Regions from separate parts of the Mus musculus genome. Here region 2 is linked to region 1. Evidence: chromatin contacts called from ENCODE Hi-C or POLR2A ChIA-PET data. All regions are on one chromosome and are shown on one strand. Each heading gives the region's core, a stretch centred on a gene start or an enhancer-like site at or near the end of the contact. The rest is flanking DNA. Distances are from core to core; before and after follow the strand shown.

What was found. Hi-C counts contacts between places; a loop is a spot of excess contacts on that map. ChIA-PET counts read pairs that join two places held with the same protein, here RNA polymerase II (POLR2A).
Region 2: POLR2A ChIA-PET joins it to region 1 with 13 read pairs in Patski. The contact joins the enhancer-like site here to the promoter of Eftud2 in region 1. A Hi-C loop is called at or near these places in 3 of 37 maps with a recorded cell type or tissue (Patski, gastrocnemius and v-Abl transformed pro-B cells). POLR2A ChIA-PET finds 5 or more read pairs at or near these places in 1 of 5 experiments (Patski).

The regions. Positions count from the first base shown.
Region 1 is chr11:102,878,925-102,882,665 of GRCm38, forward strand. Eftud2 (elongation factor Tu GTP binding domain containing 2) reads right to left here and starts at 2,051. Exons shown (of 28, transcript NM_011431.3): 1 at 1,971-2,051. Ccdc103 (coiled-coil domain containing 103) reads left to right here and starts at 2,300. Exons shown (of 5, transcript NM_028492.3): 1 at 2,300-2,391; 2 at 3,428-3,507; 3 at 3,621-3,741. The coding sequence starts at 3,630.
Region 2 is chr11:103,049,626-103,053,202 of GRCm38, forward strand. Nmt1 (N-myristoyltransferase 1) reads left to right here. Exons shown (of 12, transcript NM_008707.4): 4 at 2,581-2,699. It overlaps Gm42090 (a long non-coding RNA gene), which reads left to right. Exons shown (of 2, transcript XR_003949775.1): 2 at 1-70. Among named protein-coding and RNA genes, the nearest start is that of Gm42090, 3.7 kb to the left of the region's middle. Within about 2 kb of position 1,901, at least 2 of the 3 ENCODE cell types and tissues checked have a DNase peak (open chromatin) inside an H3K27ac peak, as active enhancers do.

The DNA of each region.
Region 1 (3,741 bases), core at 801-3,300:
CTCATTGTTCTCACTGCTCTTTTAAAGGACCCAGGTTCGAATCTCATCAACCACACGCTACCTTACAATTGTCTGCAACATCAGCAGATTTCCCCCCACTTCAACGACTGAATATTCTGTTCAAAAGAACAGTTTAGATCTCACCCTACCAGCCTTCCCAGCCCCTCAGCCTCTCACTCTCGTCAGTATCTTCTGTCCCAAATGCTAGGCAACTGTTGTTATTCTAAAAAACAATTCTACGGTTTGCGAGCAACACAAACCAGAGCAGGGGAAAAAGCATCAGGCCCCTGGGGTTAAAGACCTCGATCCATCCTATCTTGGCCTCATTTCTAAGGATGACGTAACTCACAGAAGTTAGTTTACCTCCTTAGAGTGATTTATTATTGCCTAAAACCTTATAAAGGCAATGAGTAAGTACCTAGCTGTGCAGCCTGATAACCTGAGTTCAGTCCTGGAAACCCACTGAAAAGCTACATAGGGTAGTGTGAGTGTCTGTGATCCTAGACGGCCAACAGGAAATGGGAGGCAGAGATTCTCTGAAGCTCAGAGCCAGCTAGCCTGGTATTGGCAGTAAGGAGGAGATAGGACCAAACCCTGAAGCTGTCCTCTGACCTCCACCTGCAAGCCACAGCACATCTGATCCTCACTTACTACACAGAAACACACACACACACACAGAAACACACACAGTGTGATTATCCAAGCATAGGATCTTATACCCATGATCCTACATACATCCTGAGAGACCCTGTCTCAAAAAGCAACAAGTAACAAATGTTGGTCATAACAAAACTTGACCTTCTTGAGCACGTGAATCCCCATGCTCCTTTGTGTTCACGCACCAATGCCCCTGACAGCACCTTGCACAAAAAGACACTCAGTAAAGCTAAGGGAGTGGAATGTTTTGTTCTGAAATTCTGGTATTTCTTACAGTATACCTACTGTTTTTATTTCTAAGAGGCAACCACAATTATGTTCATTGTCTTCTCCCAAGATTACCATCACAAATTTTTAAAGAAGGTTGTTTACTGAACAAGCCAAACTCATCTCTGCCCCCAGGATAATTGTCATTCCCATTGTCCTCTGGCTATGTATACCTTCTTAATTCATTTAACTCACCCTTTTCCTTTAATGTCACCTATTTGTCACTCCACATATACTTGCCAGGCCACCCTTACACTAATCTCTTAGTGTGTGGCTGGGTGCTTAAGATCGAATCCTGGGCCTCACACTCTACTAAACACTTCTCCACCGAGTTACACCCCTCGCCTAAGTAAAGTCAAGGTTATGCCTGAGTAGTACTTAGGGAACATGTGTGTGTGCCCGCTACTGATAAATGTTAATAATAAAATAGGAGCAAAACGACAACAGTGCCTGGGACAAAATAGGCCCTCAATACGTTTTGCTAGTTTTGTTTTTCGAGGGTGGCTTTGGGTAGGGGAGTGAATTAGTGATATGCTTAGTTTAAGTAAAGCTACTCTAAATAACCAAAACTGCATCTTCCCACTGCAACGCAGAATCTCAAAGGAATGCTGGAATCTTTTCTGGTTTTGGCTTTTTGAACCAGACCCGCTACTTAGCCTTGAACCTGCACCAATATTTCTGTCTGCATCTCCAGAGCGCAAAAATTAGGCACTCGCCATCACAGTCAGCTCGGATGCAGAATAGTTTGAAGATGGAGACAGTCTGGCGGTGAAGCAGGCACCGATGGAAGGGGGAGTGGCAGGGGCCTGGGTCTTTACAGCGCCACCTCTACTAAGGGACAGGATCTTAACCACGTTGGGGACCGCGGAAACCCCGGAATCGACGGTGTGTGCGTGCGTTGGGGTCTTTCATTCTCTTTCCCACGCCAGAATTCAATTTACGCGTTCGTTAAGCGAAAGGGATAAGTACTATATAAATCGCCTCTTCCCAAGCTCATGTTTCGCTCGTTCCCCAAGCCCCGAAAGGACCCTTCCCGGCCAGCTCACCCGCCGAATGCTCAGCCGAGTGCCCCGGTCCGCCGCCTGAGCCCGCGCTTCCGCCGCACGCCGCGACAACGCCGGCGCCCGGCGCTAGGAAGGACCCCGAGCGCGTCGCCGGACCGCCTCGCCTCGGAGGACAGCTCTGCCTAAGGAACAGCTTCGAGAAATTCTGGCCCCGGAGACAGAAATGGGAAAGGCCAACTTGTTGGTCCTCAAAACGAAGCGTGGACTTCTCCACAAAAAAAGCAAGGCCGGAGGATTCTGATCAGGCGCCTTAGGACAGCCTGAAAGGAGGGCCTTCGGGCCGGTCACGTGGGCAGACTGGTGGCGCCGTTGCTAGGCAACAATCTCTGTTGCGAGGGCGATGCACTAAGGTGTTCTACCAGATCCGGGGTTTCTCGAGAGAAAGCAGGGAGTCCAAGACTGGGTGAGGGTTTAGGGACAGTAAAGGGGATTGCTCTAGTCATTCTATAATTGGAGAAGGCTTAGAACTCGACAGAGAAATGGGTCGGGTAGCGAGAGTCTATCGTCTCTATTGCTTAGAGGCTGAGCCTAGATCATGATGAGCTCAGAAGTTTTGGAGAGAGCAAACTAGGCACAGCGAGATCTCCTCACCCCCCAAAATATTGCTTAGGGTATGAGACTCTTGAGTACAATTGTTGGCTGAGTAACACAGCCCACTTCTCGGCGTTCCATTTCCCATCATGGTTGGGATGGCTGTGGATTTGCTTGCGGACCAGCTCATTTCCTGCCCTAGGGCTGATCATGAGTGAACTATGGCTCCAGCTCACCAGGATTCTGAGGTGGAAAGAGGTATCATAAGTAAATGTCAGAAGCCAGACCGGAACACATAGCTTCCTATGAAAACAGCCCCATCAGACACATACCGGGAGGCGGCAGGACTTCAGTGGTAGGACTGGAGATAATGCCCACACAGCACACATTTGCCTGCCGCTCTGTGCTGCTCAGGGATTTGGGGATGGAGGCTACTGAGTTTTCTCCTTCTGACACTTCTCAACTTCCTGCTTTGTCATTGCTTTTGGTTGAGGTGATTTTTTTTTCTTCATTAAAGACATTTAGTGAAGTGTGAAATTTTGTCCTTGAGCTGGAGTAGATAATAAAAGAAACCTCTCTGTCTCTCTCTGTATCTGTGTCTGTCCTCCCCTCTCCCCCCCTCCCCCGCTCTGTTCCTTTATGGTAATAAACTGATATAGAGAAATCCTATGTGAAAGAATGAAGAGTCAGAAATCTGAACTCCAAATTGCCTCCTCAGATGAAACACCTGAATTAATAGGTGTGTGTGTGTGTTGTGGTTTTGTGTTTTGCTGGGGATCAAACCCAAGGCATTTGCATTCACAAGGCAAAATCCTACCGCTGATCCAGCCCTTAGTGTCTAAAATATTGTTAGAAGCAGAGAGCAAAGTCAAGACTTCAAACGGGAAACCTTTCTGTTTTGTTCTCAGTGAGAAGCCTGGAATACATTTTCATCACGCAATTCCATTTTACCTGTAAAGGAAGAAACTAGATTTTTATAACACTCCAGGTTAAGTATCAGATTGCTTTGGGTCATTTCACATTCTGGCAATGAATCCCAGGGCATCATCTTTACCCTGAAGACTTAAGCTCTGCTGACATGCATTCTTCTTGCCTTCCCAGGCCTTAGCCATGGAGAAGAACGATGTAATCAACTTCAAGGCCCTGGAGAAAGAGCTGCAGGCTGCCCTTGCTGCTGACGAGAAGTACAAAAGGGAGAACGCAGCCAAGTTACGGGCAGTTG
Region 2 (3,577 bases), core at 651-3,150, 170 kb after region 1:
CACGCTCTAACACCAAAGGTAAGCTAGGTCAGAAAACACACGCTCTAACACCAAAGGTAAGCTAGGTCAGGTGGTTAGTGTTACTGTTCTCCTCAAGAAATAGTGCAACATTTGCAGTACTTTGTGGGTTAGGAGGGCAGAGCCAAGTCAAATACCAGGAAGTAAAAAGACAGCTGTGTCCAACAGCATTTGTCTATGGAGGTGAGAAGCGAACATAACAGGCGTTTCCTGACTTAAGTGGTCTGTGTCATTATGGGTAACCACTTATAAAGTGAAAATAGCCAGGTGTGGTGGCACGTGCCTTTGATCCCAGCATTCAGGCAGCAGAGGCATCTCTGAGTTTTGAGGCCAGCCTGGTCTGTAGAGTGAGTTCTAGGACATCCAGGGCTATTTATTACACAGTGAAACCCTGTCTCCAAAAACCAAATTAAGAGAAAGAAACTAAATCCAGGTGGGCCTGGCATATGCCTTTGTTAAACAAAATTTGTTGGGTGATCATGTGAGGCCAAGAGAAAAGACTCAGTGGTTAAGAACACTTGTTCTGGTGGAAGGACCGGGCGCAGTTCCCAGCACTAGGTGGTGGCTGGCAACCATCCATCCATAACTCCGGTCCCAGGGCTCTGACCCCTGCAGCTGACCTCCATGGGCACCAGACATGGGGCATATGCAGGCAAACACGTTTCTGTGACTGTGCCTGCTTGTGTTAGGTGTGTGTTTTCCCTCAGAGGCTAGCAGAGGGCACCGCACCGTGCACCACATCCCCTGGAGCCGGCCTTGCAGGTCAGTTATGAGCCAGCTGGCATGGGTGCTGGCAACTGAAGGGAACTGAAGAACAGCCCTGCTCTTAGCCACCGAGCTGTCTTCCAGTCACCATCCAAGTAGGGATCTAAGGCAGGTTCCTTGATGTTTCATCGCATGTTGGCACTCACAGTGAGTACAGCGTGCCCGTGTGAGGTCACGTGACACTGCCTGAACTACCTCAGATTCCGTACATATTTAATTTTCAGTTTGTGTTTGGTTTTACTATTGCTGAATTTTCCTGACACCCCCACACTTTGACTTACATACCCGAGGTTACAATTCAGTGTCAGAAGCTTCGGTCTGTGTGACTGTTATGTGACCTGAGCAAACCTTCAGCCTCTCTTCAGATCTATTCTGTCTAGCTGCCCTCTTTCCTTATCCTGTTGTGGAGAGGCTCTCTCTCCCCTCAGTCCCGTCCCACTAAGGCTCAGAACCTGCCTTCCACCTCACGAGTGCGAGGCTGTTCTACTGAGTGTGCCCCCTCCAACACAGAAGTTAAATGTCTGAGGACAATTGGAAGTTGCTTAAAAGTACTTGGAGGGCTACATACCTGTAATGCAGCATTGGGAAGCTGAGACAGGAGGAGTGCCATGAGCACAAGGCCAGCCTTAGCTACTTAGTATTCTCCTGTTTTTAAAAAAAAAAAAAAGATGGGCAGGGCTGGTGAGATGGCTCAGTGGGTAAAAGCACCGAATGCTCTTCCGAAGGTCCAGAGTTCAAATCCCAGCAACTACATGGTGGCTCACAACCATCCGTAACAAGATCTGACTCCCTCTTCTGGTGTGTCTGAAGACAGCTACAGTGTACTTACATATAATAATAAATAAATCTTTAAAAAAAAAAAAGATGGGCAAACCAAAATAAACAAAACCTATTAAGAGGGAGAGCTTGCGTGTCTGGCTTTCCTCTCCAGCCCCGTCTGGTTTCAGTTCCTGCCTTCATCTCGGCTTCCGAGCTCCCCACAGAGGAGGGTTGGGTGAGAGGGAGACTTCCCGGCTGCATCATGCAGGAGGGTGAGTCAACCCAAAGGCATCTGGAGGGCTCAGAGCTCTGATGCCCCGACCTGGCAGTTAGCTGGCCCACAGGCCTAGAGGCTGACGCTGGAAGGCTGAGAGACCCTGGCTGCTAGAGCAATCATCTGACTGAGGAGTGAGGCCAGTGCACTGTTGTTGGTCTTGACACAGAGGCAGGCTTATGCAACCTTACAGATCTCTAGTCAGGGAAGAGTGTCTGGGCTGGAACATGACGACACCCTACACCAACCAGGAGACCGGAAGCTAAATTAGCTGTGATGGGTGTTTGTCATTCAGGAGCCTGCCCGAGAGTTAAAGGATTTCCAAAGATGAGGCACCTTGGATCCTAGAGATTACTCTGAGGTTTTGCTGTGCGCTCGCCCTTACTAGGGACCAAAGACTGGAGAGAGATTGCAGTTACAGAGCGTAGAGTGTTCGTCAGCTGCAGGGCTCCTAGGGACCGGAGGAATTTACTCTGATATAATTGTTTCTTTCTGGGACAGGATCTGTGTTGCCCAGACTGGCCTTACACTCACTGTGCAGTGGAAGGTAACTTTGAAAGCTCTGGTCCCTCTGCCTCTCCTGAGTGTTGGAGTTAGAGGCTTGTACCACTCTGCTGGGTTATGTAGTACTAGGTATGACACACACAGGCAAAGCAGCCACTCTACCACCTGAACCTCCTCGATAGCCTTCCAGTGAGTGTGTTCAGTGAGCCCCTTCACGCACGCTGTGGGCAGACAATAGACTTGCTGTGCTCTTCTTCTAGGTGAAGTGGTAAACACCCATGGTCCAGTCGAACCTGACAAAGACAACATTCGCCAGGAGCCCTACACCCTGCCCCAGGGCTTCACCTGGGATGCCTTGGATCTGGGAGACCGTGGTGTGGTGAGTAGGCCTGGCTTGTGGGTGGGACAGGACTCTTAGGAGATGAGCCTCAGAGAGCTGAACAAACCCCATCCAGTACTTCCTGGGCATGCCCAGACTCTACAGTAAGAGCATGTCATAGGTGTAAGGGTGAAAGTTGACTTCTGAAGTTCCTATTGTGGAACCTTATTTTTTTTTCTTATTTTGTTTATTTATTTTGCTTGTCATTGGTTTTCTTTTATTTTGTTTTGTATTGGGGGCAAGTTGTCTCTCTCTTACGTAACTGGCTATCCTGGAACTCACTATGTAGACTAGGCTGGCCTCGAACACAGAGACCACCTGCCTCTCCCTCCTAAATGCTGGATTAGAGGCATTTGACACACTGCCTGGCTTCTTGTCCGTACCTTGCTTGACTTGTGACCTGGGCTGCTGAGGGTCCTGCCCTCCACGCCTTTCCTCAGTGGCGACCCAGCACCTTGTGCATTTTTAATAATGGTTCATGTCTTGAGAAAGCACTCTAAACAGTGAGCTTCAACCCCAGTAGCTGCCTCTTTATTGTTGTTATATTTACTAGTGATTTAAGGTGAGCTTGCATGTGGGTATGTGACTGTCCTATTCAGGACTTTTGTTACTGTAATAAAACACCGTGAACAAAAGCAACCTGGGGAGGAAAGGGTTTATTTCAGCTTACACGCCATGAGTAACAGGAAGTCAAGACAGAAACAGTCTACTCTTTTTTATTTATTTATCTTTATATATAATCTGTAAGTACACTGTAGCTGTCTTCAGACACCCCAGAAGAGGGCATCAGATCTCATTATGGATGGTTGTGAGCCATCATGTGGTTGCTGGGATTTGAACTCAGGACCTTCAGAAGAGTAGTCAGTGCTCTTAACCTC